Regions from separate parts of the Homo sapiens genome. Here all the other regions are linked to region 1. Evidence: chromatin contacts called from ENCODE Hi-C or POLR2A ChIA-PET data. All regions are on one chromosome and are shown on one strand. Each heading gives the region's core, a stretch centred on a gene start or an enhancer-like site at or near the end of the contact. The rest is flanking DNA. Distances are from core to core; before and after follow the strand shown. Region 1 holds the start of TPP2 (tripeptidyl peptidase 2). Region 2 holds the start of ING1 (inhibitor of growth family member 1). Region 3 holds the start of RAB20 (RAB20, member RAS oncogene family). Region 4 holds the start of DNAJC3 (DnaJ heat shock protein family (Hsp40) member C3). Region 5 holds the start of RAP2A (RAP2A, member of RAS oncogene family).

Region 1 (2,736 bases), core at 156-2,655:
CCCCCTCGTTACTTCCAAAATGCTACCTCAATAATCAGAAAGCACGATAAAGGATCCAGAAGGGAAGGGACATTGTGGGGAGGAGGATGAGTGTTTAGTGTAGAAAGGAGGATAAGATAGCCAGGGGCTGATCAACGAGAGATCAGCATACAGTAGGATTAGTCAGGGATGCTGGGAGATGGATCTTGAATAACGGTGAAATTTTATTACTGGATTTCAGTAAAGGGTTAAAAGTACAAAAGTTAAACTTTAAAGACTTTAAACAGAATGCTTTTAACGAGAGACAACATACTTTCAAAAAAACTACCTTCTGGTATGATACCTTGAATCTACAGATTTTAAAGTTGCCTAAGGCAAAAAACTAAGTAATTTTTAAAAACCGTCGTATGTTTTCAGGTTTAAAAAAAAAAAAGTCGCATATTTTCATAAGGTCTGAGAAGCTCGCCAAAACCAAACCTAACTGAATTCTCCTTATGTAAACGAAGACTAAGCCACAAGATTCAATGACCCTAAGCAAACACGCTGCAGAAGACCGTTTAAAAATAGAATACACAAAACTACCACAGGAAACAATTCCGGAAGAGGACTGGGTTATCTTCTGGAAACCCAGCTTTCGTGCTTAAAGACAAACTATTCTTCCCCAAACCAAATCTCCCGATCCCTAAACATTAAGTTCTCACATGTCAGTTGCCTATCTGGTGTCTCCACCCCACCCCAATGATAAAAGCTGTAAAATTCTCTTTAAAAACGTCAGGCTGGGACCGGTGTCCGAGGCACGAGGGGTAGGCAGAGGAAGGCGGCGTGGAGGGAAGGAGCCTGGGGGGTCCGGCCTGGCAGCGCCGAAGCGAGAAGGAAGGGGAGTCCCTGGGGCCAAAGGGGGACCCAGGCTTCCCCAGGCAGCCGCGCCGGGCACGCTGCTTTTGTTGAGCTGGGGGGACCACGGCCCAACCTGGGGTCCGGGCCCTCGCCCGCCCAGCGACCCTGGCACTGTGCGCCGTTGAGTCCCCTTGGCGGGCGCCCGTCCCTCCCGCGCCTGGCTCTGACCTCTGCCCACCCCGGTGCTGCCCACCCCGGCCCGGACTCGGCCGCAGAGCGGGGCTTTGGCCTGCCGGGCTCCGAGACTGTGTCCCCACCCGCGTCCCCGGCCGCCCGCGCCCCCGCGCCCGGGCCCTCGGGGGCCGCCTCACCTGCATGCCCGGAGCCCCCGGGTCGACCCCCGTGTCCAGGACTGCGATGAGCACCCCCCGCCCATCATACTCCGGGTAGCGGCAGAGGAAGGAGGCGGCTCCGGTCTCCTTCTTCGGCAGGAGACCGTGAAAAGGGAAGGGCTCCTCAGTCGCAGCGGTGGCCATGGACGCAGGATGGAGGACGAGGAAGCGGCAAACTGCCAGGCTGCGCGCGGACTAGCAGCGCGAGGACACCCGTGCGGCCTCGGGCCGGAGGCGGGGGCGAGGGGCGGGGTCGGCCCGTCTTCCACCAATCCCGGCCTGCCAGGGAGCGGTGGCCAATCACGTGCTGCTACGTAAGCCAACGGCGCCGCTCTCAGGAGCTAGGCCCGAGTATTGCCCGGGCTGCAGTGAAGGGGGAGGAGTCTGAGGACATTACTGGAGGGTTCGGATCTCGAACCTGGGGCCTTGAAGAGGCCCGCGCTTGGGGTTTTTAGGCAACAGCAGGCCTCCAAGCAGAGTCCTGGTGTCCCGGACCGAATCACTCCCCGAGAGACGGGCAAGGAGATGGACCGCCAGCCAGGAATAATGGGAACCCTTCGCTTGGCAAACGATAGTTTCCAAACTTAAGGTTGTGGATGAAACTTTTTGGTGCGGCTGCTGCAGGAGCCCCAGCCCCGGGGTGCTGCTGACCCGAGGCAAGGGAGCCGGCGCACTCACGCTTAGCCGCTAAGGAGTCTGCGGTGTCGGCGAAAGCTCCGGACATGATTTTGGAAGGTCGTAGGTTAAGGGGTGTAGACTTTGGGTTCCCCTGTGTTGTTATGCCCCTTTGATGGGGGTGAGGTGGTGAGGGGGAGCAATAGGGTGGAGACAGGCAATAGTTTCAGTCAACAGGAAGTGGGTTGTTGGTCATTCCGTCGCCTTTGTAGCCAGTAACAAAGCACGAGACTGAAATGGGCCCCTCCTATCCTCTGCTGATCCTTAGCTTCCGGGATTTCTGAAAAACATCTTTTTTTTTCCTCTTACACTGAAGTTTCTGATTGCTCCTTACGGCTGTCCACTCAATTATAGAGCCATAATTTTCAGTTTTCCAGATTCACAGTGCCTGCCGTCAGTTGCTGCAAGCTGCATAGTGGTCCTCTAATGATCTTTATGTCTATGCTCATGCCAGGGTAATCTTAGCCTTTTATTGTGCCGAAGACCCCTTTGGCAATCTGGTGAGGCCTATTTCTCAAGCAGTGTTTTAAAATGCATACAATGAAATAGATAGGATTACCCAGGAAATAAATTATGTTTAAATGCAGTTATCAAAAATACTAAAGGCAATTTTGTTATATAGCAGGAGCTTTACGTGTGTGTGTATAGTTACAGGTGTACTTCTTTTGCATTAAATAACAGGAGCTAGGGCCAAGGCTAATAAACTACCATAACTTCAAAATAGTGAAGAATATAATTATTTGGAGATAGCGGTGAAAACTGCACTACGATGAACTGATTTTTATTGGTGACATAACAGCATAACTACCCTGGTTTTTGCCTACATTCATACTTGATGTGAAAAAAATTAAGA
Region 2 (2,736 bases), core at 1-2,500, 8.1 Mb before region 1:
AGAGAAAAGCCCTCGTCCTCCGCAAACTACAACCGGCGGCGTCGCCCCTCGCAGTCGGCCCCTACTCGGTGTCCAGCTCCAAGTGAGGGCCGGAGGGGGCTGGGCGGGGGCGGCCGACCTACCCCGAGCGGAGTACTACCCGGTACTTTATGTAACACTCAGATTCGGGACTGAGTGGGGGGCGACGAAGAAGGGCCAGAGGAACGGCGTTGCCCGGGACCGAGGCACCGGGTCCGCGGGAACCCCGGCCCACAGCCGCCCTCCTCCTGCAGCCCCGTCTCGGCGCCCTATAGCCCCAGGCGCCGGCACATCCCTCCATCTCGCGCCGTAATCTGCACCCCCTCCTAGAGGACGCGGCTTGGACCCGCCGCCCCCTCCCCCGCAGCACCCGCCTCATCACTTCACTACAAAGAGCGCTTTGGTCGCGCAGCCTTGCAGCGAGACCTCTCGCGCCTCCTTCCTCCTCCGTGTCCCGGGCTTTGCACACAAGGACCTTGGCGAATCAAAGGCGCTCCAGACCTTTTGTTCCTGCCCCTGCCGAGGGCCGCCGCTGCGGAGCCGGCCGCTTCCTCCGGTCCACGGCAGGACCGGCCCGGCTCCGCGGCGCGCCCGGACCCGCCGGGAAGGAGGCGGCCGCCCCCGCCCATCCATCACCCGGCCGTACCTTGGTATTTCGCGTCGATCTCCCGCATCAGCGAGACATTTCTCTGCAAGTCGAAAGGCAGGGACTCGATGGAGTCCAGGTAGTCCTCCACATAGTTCACCAGGTGGAGCTGCTCCCCGTTGGCAGGACTCAACATGGTTCACCCCGGAGGTCCCCGGCGACTCGGCGCGGCTTTCCGCTTCCTCCACCCCCCGCCCCCCTCAAAAAATAGCACTGCAAAATGCAAAGCCCTCGCTCTCCCGGCGCCCCCCCGCCGGCTCCTGCTTCGGCCCGGCGGCTACATCTGCCGAGCCCGTCCGCCGCCTCCGGGTCCGCGGGGACCCCAGCGCCTGAGGGCGCGGGCCGCGGTGGCGGTGGCTCCCGGGCGCACGCCCCGGCCGGCGGCGCAGGCCCCCTCTCAGGCGGCGGGGCTGGCGCCGGGGGCCGCGCGTACGAGCGCGCACACACCGGCGGGAGAGGGCCCAGCGCCGCGGCCGCCGCTGCCCACTCGCCCACTGGGCTGGGTAGAAGAGAGGAGCGGAGCGGGCAGCGGGAAGGGGCGCGCTCCGCTGGCCGCCGAGCCGCACTTGTCCAACGTGGAAAACCCAAATACCAGTTTCAAACACTTGGGAAACATTCAGCCCCGCTGCGCAGCGCGCATGCGCCCCGGCCCCCTCCCCCGGCAACGGCCCCGCCCCCCGCCGCATTCACGCCCCTCACCGTCCCAGGCCCTGGGGGCTGCGGGCTCCAGGCCGGCCCTCGCGGGGGCGTGGCCTTGCCTGTCACTTTTTCCAGAGGCGAGGGTCGCGGAGGGGACAGCGTCAGGGCCGCTGGGGTGTGGACGGCGGGCGAGGCGCAAACTTTACTAGGAGTTTTTGGCACTTGGAGGCAGAGCCTGTTGGGCGGCACAGCACGCCCGCTGGGAAACGCAGGGGAGCGGCCTGCTTCGCTGAAAACCCGACCAGGACCTAACGGGCCGCGGGACAGAAACCTCCGAGACCATGGTACACAGCAACTACCGCAACTCGCTCCTCAGCCCCTGACTCTTCGTCCCCGCCCCACAGAGCAGTATAAGTAGGGCCCGAAACAGAACTGGCAACCGCAGTAGCCAATCTACTTGCCAACATCACTTTGACAGCCCAATCACGATGAAGAGGAGGCGGGGAGACCGTGAGTAATGCCCCCCGGACTCTTACTACTAGAAACCCAAGTCCTCCGGGAGGCGGAAGGAAGGGGAGGGCCGGGCACGGGCGGAAGTGGCGGCGCATGCGCACTGGCACCCTCTCGGTGTCCTTTGAGCTGCGGCCGCAGAGTGCGCGGGAGACCTACCCATTCCGCGGCCGGACCACCACTCCCAGCAGCCTAGGCGGCTCCCGCGCCTGCGCCATCCGTCACCGCCCTCCCTTTGTGTCGTCTCCCGGTACTCAGTTTGGAACGGCTTGGAGACAAAGGGGCCTGAGAGGGAAGCTGCTTCCTAGTGCCGAGCCCCAGAAGAGGTGGATAGGCCCGAGGGGCGCCTTCCCTAGGCCTTATCTCTTCCCGCCCTGTGTCATGGACACCGTTCTCGGAGGCCGCTCCCCACACTTGGAAAGGCCGCCCACAGTATGCAGACACCCGGTCGGCCGGCGTCCTGAGGCCATTCAGCTCCCCGGACCGCCCTCCCCCGCGTCGCCCCTCTACCCTCCCAAAGCTCCCGGATTTTGGGCTTTCTGAGAAGCCTGGACGCCACGCGAGCCCGTTGCCTAGGCGACCGGCCCCGCGCGCCGGCCCCCCCCCTTCCGGCCAAAGGGCCCGCCCCTCCTGGGCGTGGCCTCGTGCCTTTGTGCACTTCCCGCCTGGCTCTCTGGTTCCGGGGCGGCCTCGGCTTCGGCCTCCGCCCCGCTGCGGCCGCCGCGGGTCCCCTCCGGGGTGGCCCCGAGAGCTGTGTTCGCCACGCTTGGCTGCCTGCTTTTCTCTGATTTTCTTCCGCCTTGGACCCTGCTCTATTTGCATTGTCTTTTTTTCAGCAAGTCGGAGAACGGTGCCTTGTCAGTTTTCACCTTTCTCACTGGACTTTCTCTTTTCCGGAGAGCCGGGTTGGTGGTGCTGCCTGT
Region 3 (2,736 bases), core at 1-2,500, 8.0 Mb before region 1:
ACCTGACATGCCAGGGCTGAGCAGGTACGAAATACCTTGGCATTCCTGCCTTGTCGGAGTCTCAGGGCACCTACGAAGGAGGCAACGGGCCTATTTCCCTTTACAGGACACCTTCAGGACACGGGTTTTAACCTGCTCAGGGTCTCATCGCCTTTCCCAGCCAGGCCAGCGGCCAGAGTGACACTGTCCCCCAGGGTTTAACTTAGAGTCCATTCTACCTCTCATTTTCTCTAAAAAACCCCAACCAACCAACTAACCAAATTCTACACGCTGCATATTTTAAAAGCATTTCAAGGTTTATCCTTTAAAACGGAAGGAGGACCTGGGAGGCCGAAGCGGGTGGATCACGAGGTCAGGAGTTCGAGACCAGCCTGGCCAACATGGTGAAACCCCGTGTCTACTAAAAATACAAAAATTAGCCGGGCATGGTGGCACATACCTGTAATCCCGCCTACTCGGGAGGCTGAGGCAGGAGAATCGCTTGAAACCGGAAGGCGGAGGTTGCAGTGAGCCGAGATCGCGCACTGCTCTCCAGCTTGGGCAACAACAGCAAAACTCCGTGTCAAAAATAAAAAAAAAAAAAAAAAAAGAAGGAGGAAATATTTCTCAAGTAGCGACTGCAACTTCCATAGTCAAATTTTCATTCCAAGCTATAAATGGAGATGACTGTCCACTTTTCAGGACAAAAAGCTTCTTGCAAAAGTAGAAGAGCAAAAGCAAAATCCTCCACTAGAAAGCGCCCCCATCTCTAATCTGTAACAGTGAGAGCCTCAGGACGAGTTCCGCAGACGCTCATTTAAAGCAAACTTTTTCAATGACCTTGAGGGTGGCTGTACTTACACGCGGAGAAGCAAATCGACCGCAGCTGGAAAGGCGCTGGGTCGAGCGTGAGAGGAACACGGGTTTTACCTAAGGGAGAGTGGAAGAGAGAAGGGGGTTCCCCAAGGGCCCCGGCCCCTTCGCCTCGTTCGGGCCCCGCGGCCAAGCTCCTCGCACCGCAGCCCCGGCTGTGCAGAAGCGGAGGGGCGGAAGGTGCTCTCAGAACTTTCATTTTCCACCCTGCAGCAGTCCCGAGCCTCGGCTGGAGAACTCGGATGCTTGCGAAACGGCGAGGTCCAGCAGGGGCGGGACGGGGGCGGTGGGCGGAGGAGGATAGGGCGGGGCCGCGGCGGTGAAAGGGCCCGGGGGCGGGGGCGGGGGCGGGGCGAGGCGAGGCCGCCGCGGTCCGGGCCCCCGACGTGGGCTCCGTGCTCTGCACCCAGCTCCTTCCCGGGCGCGCACACGCGCTTCCTCTCTTGAGCTCCCGGGCGTCCGGAGGCGAAGGTCCCGGAGCGTTCACGAGAATCCGGGTCCCGGCGAGTCCGGGGTCCGCTCCTCCAGCTGCGCCCAGGGCGCACGAGCCGGCCAGCCTCGGGGAGAGGGCGCGGGGGCGCTGGGGGTTCTTACGGGAAGATGAGGAAGCCCGACAGCAAGATCGTGCTCCTGGGGGACATGAACGTGGGGAAGACGTCGCTGCTGCAGCGGTATATGGAGCGGCGCTTCCCGGACACGGTCAGCACGGTGGGCGGCGCCTTCTACCTGAAGCAGTGGCGCTCCTACAACATCTCCATCTGGGACACCGCAGGTGAGGCCGGCGCCGCATGAGCCACACCGCCCTGGGGCTCCGCCGGGGACGGGGGGCGCGGGGCTTCCAGCAGGGCACCCGGCCGCGCACAGGGTCCCGGCCTCGGACAGCAAATGCCTCCTTCTCGGGGTTTCCCACTCGTCCTCCCTTGCTGGTTGGGCTGAGCGCTGCCTCTCAGCCACTCAGTGACCTCAGGGACAACCCAAGTTGCAGAGAACCCGCTGGTCATTTGTGTACCTAAGCTGCCTTTGCTCCCGAGCCCCGCGTTCCTGCTCTGCCGCCCTGGGAACCAGAGACGCTCCTCTGTGGCTGCTTTGTTAGGTATTTTCAGTTTTCACGTACCCGTAGGAACATGATATCCTTTGAGATTCACTTGAGGGGTGAGCAGAGCTGGTGTTATTAGCCCCTTTCTAAGAAAAAGTAAAATGAGGCACAGAGTGTTCCCCCCTGTTGGGTTTAGTCAGGAGAGAGGAAATAAAACTGGAGCCTCCGGACCTCTTAGCCCGGAGCATATCTGCCTTTTACAGTTAATCTTCTGCTTGATCTTGGCTCAGATACGTCATATGGGTTTGGGTTGGAGTGACTTCCGGTGGAAGCATTTTTAAGATAGGTAATGAGTTATTTTTATTGTGTAGTATTTGTGACTTTTCAAAAGTACAACTTAGAGGATCTCAATTCAGGCTTTCTGTTTAACTTTGGAAAATAACACTGGTGATTGTAGCATTGCAATGGAATATATTTCCTTCTCCTTACAAAAGAATAAGATATTGTAAGTGAATGAAGAAACTGGAAATAGTGTGACACATTTTCAATGAGTGTGAGTTTTTAGAAGCCTGAAACTCTGAAAGTTCTGACTTCTTTTATGTTAGCATCTTAAAAAGTCATATACCCAAAGGCCCCGTCCAGAATTCTTAAATTGCCATCTTGGGTGTATCAGTATGCTGAATAAACAAGATGATAATGAATTCTCTCTTTAAAACTGAATTAACGAAGCTCACAGAGGTACTTCCAGTTCTCCCCCTCCCTTTTGCCTTCTTTGATGCTTTTTTATTATTATCCCAGTTAACATCGTGACTAATTTATTGGCAATCATCTTGTGAAAACAATGTCCC
Region 4 (2,736 bases), core at 147-2,646, 6.9 Mb after region 1:
AGATTTTTCTGGGGGCAGCCTCACTGTCAAATTCTTTGTCCCAATGTTGCCACACTACGTGTTCTGATTTGGGGTTCAAAAAATATGGTTACCAGGGGAAGCAAAAGCAAAAGCCCATTGCTATGGGTGACACCTAAAAACTGGGGAGTACTACTTTAAAAAAAAAAGTTGAGAACTTTCAGAAGAATTCACTATAAACAATTCCCAATTTTTAGTTCCTCGCTCCCTTTGAATGGAATACTCAAAGGTTTAATTTGACCTCCTTGACAACTAGCCCTTTTTATGGGGATGAAAATAGATCAGTGCATGTGATGTGTCATTACACTCGAATATTTCGCACAGTAACCGCGCCAGAAGCATTCGTTAAATCGGCACTATCAACTTTAATTCTTACTCCTCCCCGCTGCCATCTAAGATAGGACAGCCCTCTATTTTCGCTATTCTGGAGTAGCCAACATTCCAGTCTGCAGGACTGAAGTGAAATTTAATCGTTCGTATCTTTTTAAGGGAACCTTTTTACAGCGAACTTGGAAAAGTAATGCCAGCCATACGTTGAATGACACCATGTTGGGAGTTGTAAAACCACAAACTCAGTGCCTGGCCGTCCGGGAGATGGAATTCCAACAGCGGCTCCTCATTGCACCAAACTAACAATTTCTCTACACGACAGTGCATCTTAATGGGGATGGTTACACACTTTTTAAATAGTCAACACTGTCCCCTCCAACTCCCAGCCGGACATGACACTCCTTCCCCACCCAAGAACTCCAGAGCGAAGGAAGTCTTTTGGCCACCTTAGTGCCTCCTCCCAGCCAGCACCAATGACTGACAGTGTCCCCAGGCGCCCAGCGAGGGTCCCAAGCGAGGCCAGGACCCAAAGGCTGCCCAAGTCTCCGCGTCCCAGGACTTCCTGAAGTCGTAGCCCGGTGCCCCCGCACCCCGCCTCCTCCGACTCCTGCGGCCCGGTTCCTTAGTCCAAACCCGCTGTCCCGGCCCCGCGGCCCGCCAGTCCCCTCGATTCTTCCCCAGACAAACCCGGAACCGGGCGCGGGCTCAGGCCCAAGCCAGGCCGCGGGCTCCCCCAGCGCTCGCCCCACCTCCCGAGCCGCTCCGGGACAGGCGCCCGGGCGCAGACGGGAAAGCGCGGGGGGCCTGGTCCGGGAGCCCACTTCCTGGCCGGGGCAGGGCAGGACTCACCTTCGTACTGCAGATCCACCAGGACTAGCAGGAAGGGGAATACCGAGCCCAGCCGGCTGGTCACGGAGCCGGGGGCCACCATGTCCGAGGGCTCGCGAGTGAAGAGGAGGAAAGGTGTGTGGCCCACCAGCACGCGCCGGCGCTCCGGCAGCAGCTGCGCCCGCCCGCCGTCGGCTCTCGCTCAGGCCTCAGTGGCTCTGGAGCCCAGCAGAGGAAGGCAGCGGTGGGCGGGGCCCGGGCGACGCTACGCCCCAGAGCGCCGCCGCCATCCAATCGCCTTCTTTCTGGCGGCTTTCCTCCCGGGCTCGCCGGGGTCGTGGTTCGCGCTGATAGGCTGCGGAGGCCGCCGCCCCGCCCCGTCCCTGATAGGATAACGTGGAAGCACGAGACGAGGCTGCGCCCGCCGGTCGCAGAGCTGTCAGCAAGCTCCAAACCGCGGCTGCCGCCCGGAGGGAAGCAGACGGGGAGTCGGTGGCGGCCGCCGAGTCCGCATGCGCAGGCTGCAAAGGCCCTTTTGGGCCGGTCCCGCCGCGCTAGGTTGGCGAGTGGGACTATTTGATCCTTTCCAGGTTCGCCAGCGTGGTGTTACGAGAGGAAAGCGCAGCCGCAGCGTACGAATGGGAAGGCCAAACACGGTCCCGGGGAGTCTGAGGGAAGCTGCAGGGCGCCTGGAATTGGGGTCTCGAGTGAGCCGGTAAAAACCGCCTCCCGCTGAGCGTCCCGGAACAAATACTGTCTGAACTGAGCCGTAAGCAAGAAACGGTCAGGAGAAGCTGGGGCGATCTGATGATTAGAACATTTCAGGGACTACCAGAGAGAAGTGCGTAATTGCTCTAAGGCAGGTAGGTAATTGGCCTGGAAACTTGGGAACGCCCCGCCCCCCACCCCGACTTTCAGCAAACCACCGTGCCCAGGAAAAAGAGCGATTGTGGAAGACCCTGTGAAGAAGAGACCAGGAAGGCACTGTGGCTTAAGAGAGCAAGGCGTTCCTGAATGCAGCCAACATCAACTGGTAAACAAAAAACTGTGAGAACGGATCCTGAATCTTGCGCTTACCAGGGGAAATTCAGGAGAGATATGAACCTGAGCAAGATGAGGTTGAAGTTACTCAATGCGGCATTAAGCCTGTTCACGGCCACTTCCTCCGGCGTCACCAACACACACACTGTACACCAGCAGTATTTTTACACGGGGTATGTGTGTTAAGTACTATCAGGTGGATAATTATTACTTCACCTGTATTTGCTGCCTTGATACCATTAGAGAAACTCATGAATTATAAATAGCATAGTGAATTTGTGATTCCCTGAAGATATACTAAGGTGGACTTTTAAAAAGGCTTCTATTCCAAAGGGAACTAATATGGAGGAAATGGTTTCGAGAAAGAAAAAAGAAAAAACGGAGTCCTTGATTAGTTGTGGGGAAGGCAACATAATGTAATGTGAAGAATAAAGGAGTCAGATCCAGGAAACCCCATAACTATTATGTAAGTTATCTTCATCTGTAAAGTGGTTAGGATCCTGATAGTCTCAAAGGTTT
Region 5 (2,736 bases), core at 113-2,612, 5.2 Mb after region 1:
TTCTGTTTTGTTTCCAGGAACTGGTGGTGGTGGTGTGGTGGTGTTTTTTTTTTTTTTTTTTTTTTGGAAGGGGTTAAGGCGGCTATATTAAAAACAAAAAAACAAAAACAAACAGTTAAGCTGCATTCTTTTCCTGTGAATGGCTTATTTGTACTCCTCTGTTAATATTCTCGAAACCCCATTTAGCTTATGATGTCTTCAAATAATTTAATAATCTGTCTTTAAAGTTTTGCACTAAATTAGAGACTTAATTTTTGTAAAACGCCTTGGAACCATAAACCTTTAACGAGATGAGAAAGGTCTCCTTCCTCTGGACTTGACTTTACTGTATAGGTGTGTGAGCGATTTTTACTGTCAAACATTGCCAAGGCAGATTGTTGTTGTTCAGTCTGCAAATGTCTCGACTATACCTGCACAGTTCCTCTCTTCCCAAGACAAATCTATCCACCCCTTTCCCCCCTGCAAGTTTTAAACTTTGTTTCCTTGGGGGCTCTGTAACAAGCAATGCTAACAACGTCCAAGAGACAAAGAGCTGTTCTGTGGGCTAACACGATGCCAAATTTTAGTTGTGAAACAAAGCACTCAAATTTGAGATTGAGGAGGAGGAGCAGAATGACAATAGTAAAGCCTCCAGCTTGGAGCCACCCCCCAGAAAGCCCCTTCCCCGGAGCCCCGCGCGGGGAGTTCCAGCCCCGGGACGGTGACTCCGGGGTGCAGCCGCCAAGCCCCCGTGTGCCCTCGCTCACCGCTTCACGCGGATGATCTGGTCCCGCATGGGCTTGATGTCCTGGAAGCTCTGCTGGTTGACGAGGCTGTAGACGAGGATGAAGCCCTGGCCGTTCTTGATGTACAGGTCCCGCATGGACGCGAACTGCTCGGTGCCCGCCGTGTCCAGGATCTCCAGCACCGACGGCGACGAATCCACCTCGATCTCCTTGCGGTAGAAGTCCTCGATGGTGGGGTCGTATTTCTCGATGAAGGTGCCGGTCACGAACTGCACGGTCAGGGCGGATTTGCCTACCCCGCCCGAGCCCAGCACCACCACTTTGTACTCGCGCATCGTCCCTCCGCGGCCGCCGCCGCCGCCGCCGCCCGCGACATAGACCTACGCCGGCCGCGCTGCGCCCCCAGCCCCGGCCCCGGCGGCCCGCCCCGCCGCCTCCCGCTGCCGCCCCCACCTCACAGCCGCGGCGGCCCCCTGGGCGCCGGCGGCGGCGGCGGCAACTGAGGGAGCAGCGGCCCTGGGCATGGGCCGGGCCGAGCCGGGCGGCGATGCGGCCCCGTAGGCACCGGGTGGGACTGAGGGCGAGCAGAGAGAGAGACCGGGAGCCGCTGGTGCCGCCCGAGCCGCGGGCCCGCAGTGCCGCCCGCCCCGCCCCTCGCGCCTCCACGCCCAGATCCCCGCCCGCCGCCGCCGCCGCCGCCGCCGCTACCCCCAGCGCTCGAGCGCGCGCCCGAGCCCCAGCCGCAGCGCGGCCAGGGGCGGGGTCCGGCGGCCGGGGCGGAGCCCGCGGCGCAGCCCCGCCCCCGCCCCCTAGGCGACGGGCCGCGAGCGCTCCCGAGAGGCTTTGCGGGGCTCGGAAGCTTCTGCCCGCGCGGAGATAAACAAGCACCGCGACCGCCGAGCAGCGCCGAACCCAGCGCGCCCAGTCAGACCCCAGGGCCTGTGTACCGAGCATGCGCAGTTCCCGCCCAAGCCAGGAGCAGCGTCAACCTGAGACTCCCGAGACATTAAGAATTCGGAAGGGATGAGATGGTAGAGGGGCTAGAGCTACCTCCAAGCTTTATCCTGAGGCGGGGAGTGAAGGAGAGATGCCCAAGGCCCAAGAGGGGCCGCGAGGGCCTTTGTCCGATGCCACCCAGTCTGTCAGCACTCCTAGAGCTTTGGTTTTATCTTGTATTAGCATGTGAAGCTTTAAGGGGGGGGCACCTACAGGCTTCTGACTGAAGTTGTGTAAACGCAACAAAATGAAGCTTTGGAGCGTTAGGACATTGATGGGAGGGTGACGCCCCCCTCTAGCAGCGCGCCAGAGGGGCGAGTCAGAGGCGGCCACACACCACGGAAGTCGGGTCCAAGCCCGCTGACGTCGCCGGGGTCCCGCCCACCAACCCTCTGGACCCGCCCACATTTCTTCTAGACCCGCCCCTTTCGGTGCCGAACTGAAGTCGAGCTCTTCCCACGCCCTGTCAGCCACGGGTGAGTTGAAAACCTGGAGAGCGGAATCCCGAACGGCAGCCGGAAGGCCCTGGACTCCTCATAGCAACAGCCAGCTAGGGGCATCTAGTGGGAAGCTGGGATTCATTCTAGCCAACCACATCACGTCTCTGTACCACAAGGTACCATTCACGACCAATAAGAGAGCGCCCCCATACCACGTGCCTTTACTCCTTCAACCAATCGAGAAAAACGCTAGTCGTAGGATCCGCAAGCCCACCTCCCAGTGCCTTGCCAGGCGGGGCTCTTCGCGCACGCTCTGCCAACCAATCGTAGGTGAGCTGGCGAGTGACGGAAGCTTCGGCCAAGCCAACCAGAGCTCGCGAGCCCCTTGCCACCGAGGCCGGCGGGATGGAGACAGGGACCGGCTGCTGGGGTTTGGGAGGGGCAGAGATTGAGGAGCCAGTTGCTGTGCCCTGTTCTGGCAAAAGAACAAGATGCGTTGCAAGCCAGAATGATGAATTCCACTTTTCACGTCGCCTCCGTGGCATTCTGCCTAAATGATGGGCATGGAAATGGTG

What was found. Hi-C counts contacts between places; a loop is a spot of excess contacts on that map. ChIA-PET counts read pairs that join two places held with the same protein, here RNA polymerase II (POLR2A). Pooled maps may share reads with other maps.
Region 2: a map of GM12878 shows a loop between it and region 1 (32-fold over the local background). The contact joins the promoter of ING1 here to the promoter of TPP2 in region 1. A Hi-C loop is called at or near these places in 3 of 168 maps with a recorded cell type or tissue (GM12878, gastrocnemius medialis and naive thymus-derived CD4-positive, alpha-beta T cell) and 14 of 50 pooled maps. POLR2A ChIA-PET finds 5 or more read pairs at or near these places in 2 of 52 experiments (CD4-positive, alpha-beta T cell and CD8-positive, alpha-beta memory T cell).
Region 3: a loop to region 1 is called in a pooled map, with 5 times the contacts of the local background. The contact joins the promoter of RAB20 here to the promoter of TPP2 in region 1. A Hi-C loop is called at or near these places in 2 of 50 pooled maps.
Region 4: a loop to region 1 is called in a map of B cell, with 12 times the contacts of the local background. The contact joins the promoter of DNAJC3 here to the promoter of TPP2 in region 1. A Hi-C loop is called at or near these places in 4 of 168 maps with a recorded cell type or tissue (B cell, CD4-positive, alpha-beta memory T cell, CD8-positive, alpha-beta T cell and 1 more) and 14 of 50 pooled maps.
Region 5: a map of CD4-positive, alpha-beta T cell shows a loop between it and region 1 (6-fold over the local background). The contact joins the promoter of RAP2A here to the promoter of TPP2 in region 1. A Hi-C loop is called at or near these places in 2 of 168 maps with a recorded cell type or tissue (CD4-positive, alpha-beta T cell and naive thymus-derived CD4-positive, alpha-beta T cell), 4 of 37 single-sample maps with no recorded cell type and 16 of 50 pooled maps. POLR2A ChIA-PET finds 5 or more read pairs at or near these places in 6 of 52 experiments (CD4-positive, alpha-beta T cell, CD4-positive, alpha-beta memory T cell, CD8-positive, alpha-beta T cell and 3 more).

Annotation. Positions count from the first base shown.
Region 1 is chr13:102,595,655-102,598,390 of GRCh38, reverse strand. TPP2 (tripeptidyl peptidase 2) reads right to left here and starts at 1,405. Exons shown (of 30, transcript NM_001330588.2): 1 at 1,188-1,405. The coding sequence starts at 1,352. It overlaps LOC107984588 (a long non-coding RNA gene), which reads left to right and starts at 1,449. Exons shown (of 2, transcript XR_001749984.3): 1 at 1,449-1,943. RefSeq lists silencers at 892-1,181, 1,342-1,631 and enhancers at 1,702-1,761, 1,812-1,971.
Region 2 is chr13:110,712,214-110,714,949 of GRCh38, reverse strand. ING1 (inhibitor of growth family member 1) reads right to left here and starts at 1,250. Exons shown (of 2, transcript NM_198219.3): 1 at 665-1,250. The coding sequence starts at 800. It also overlaps a transcript of CARS2 not described here. RefSeq lists silencers at 1-23, 64-323, 414-703, 864-1,053, 1,064-1,413 and 2 more and enhancers at 2,084-2,133, 2,734-2,736.
Region 3 is chr13:110,560,236-110,562,971 of GRCh38, reverse strand. RAB20 (RAB20, member RAS oncogene family) reads left to right here and starts at 1,250. Exons shown (of 2, transcript NM_017817.3): 1 at 1,250-1,624. The coding sequence starts at 1,453. RefSeq lists silencers at 1,121-1,570, 1,462-1,651, 1,631-1,690.
Region 4 is chr13:95,675,799-95,678,534 of GRCh38, reverse strand. It overlaps DNAJC3 (DnaJ heat shock protein family (Hsp40) member C3), which reads right to left and starts at 1,396. Exons shown (of 12, transcript NM_006260.5): 1 at 1,198-1,396. The coding sequence starts at 1,279. DNAJC3-DT (DNAJC3 divergent transcript) reads left to right here and starts at 1,610. Exons shown (of 2, transcript NR_132117.1): 1 at 1,610-2,683. RefSeq lists silencers at 1,016-1,105, 1,336-1,575 and enhancers at 1,216-1,265, 612-1,458, 2,096-2,195, 1,459-2,306.
Region 5 is chr13:97,432,795-97,435,530 of GRCh38, reverse strand. It overlaps RAP2A (RAP2A, member of RAS oncogene family), which reads right to left and starts at 1,362. Exons shown (of 2, transcript NM_021033.7): 1 at 747-1,362. The coding sequence starts at 1,060. RefSeq lists silencers at 1,186-1,245, 1,266-1,625 and enhancers at 1,776-1,825, 1,846-1,975, 1,247-2,178, 2,126-2,265.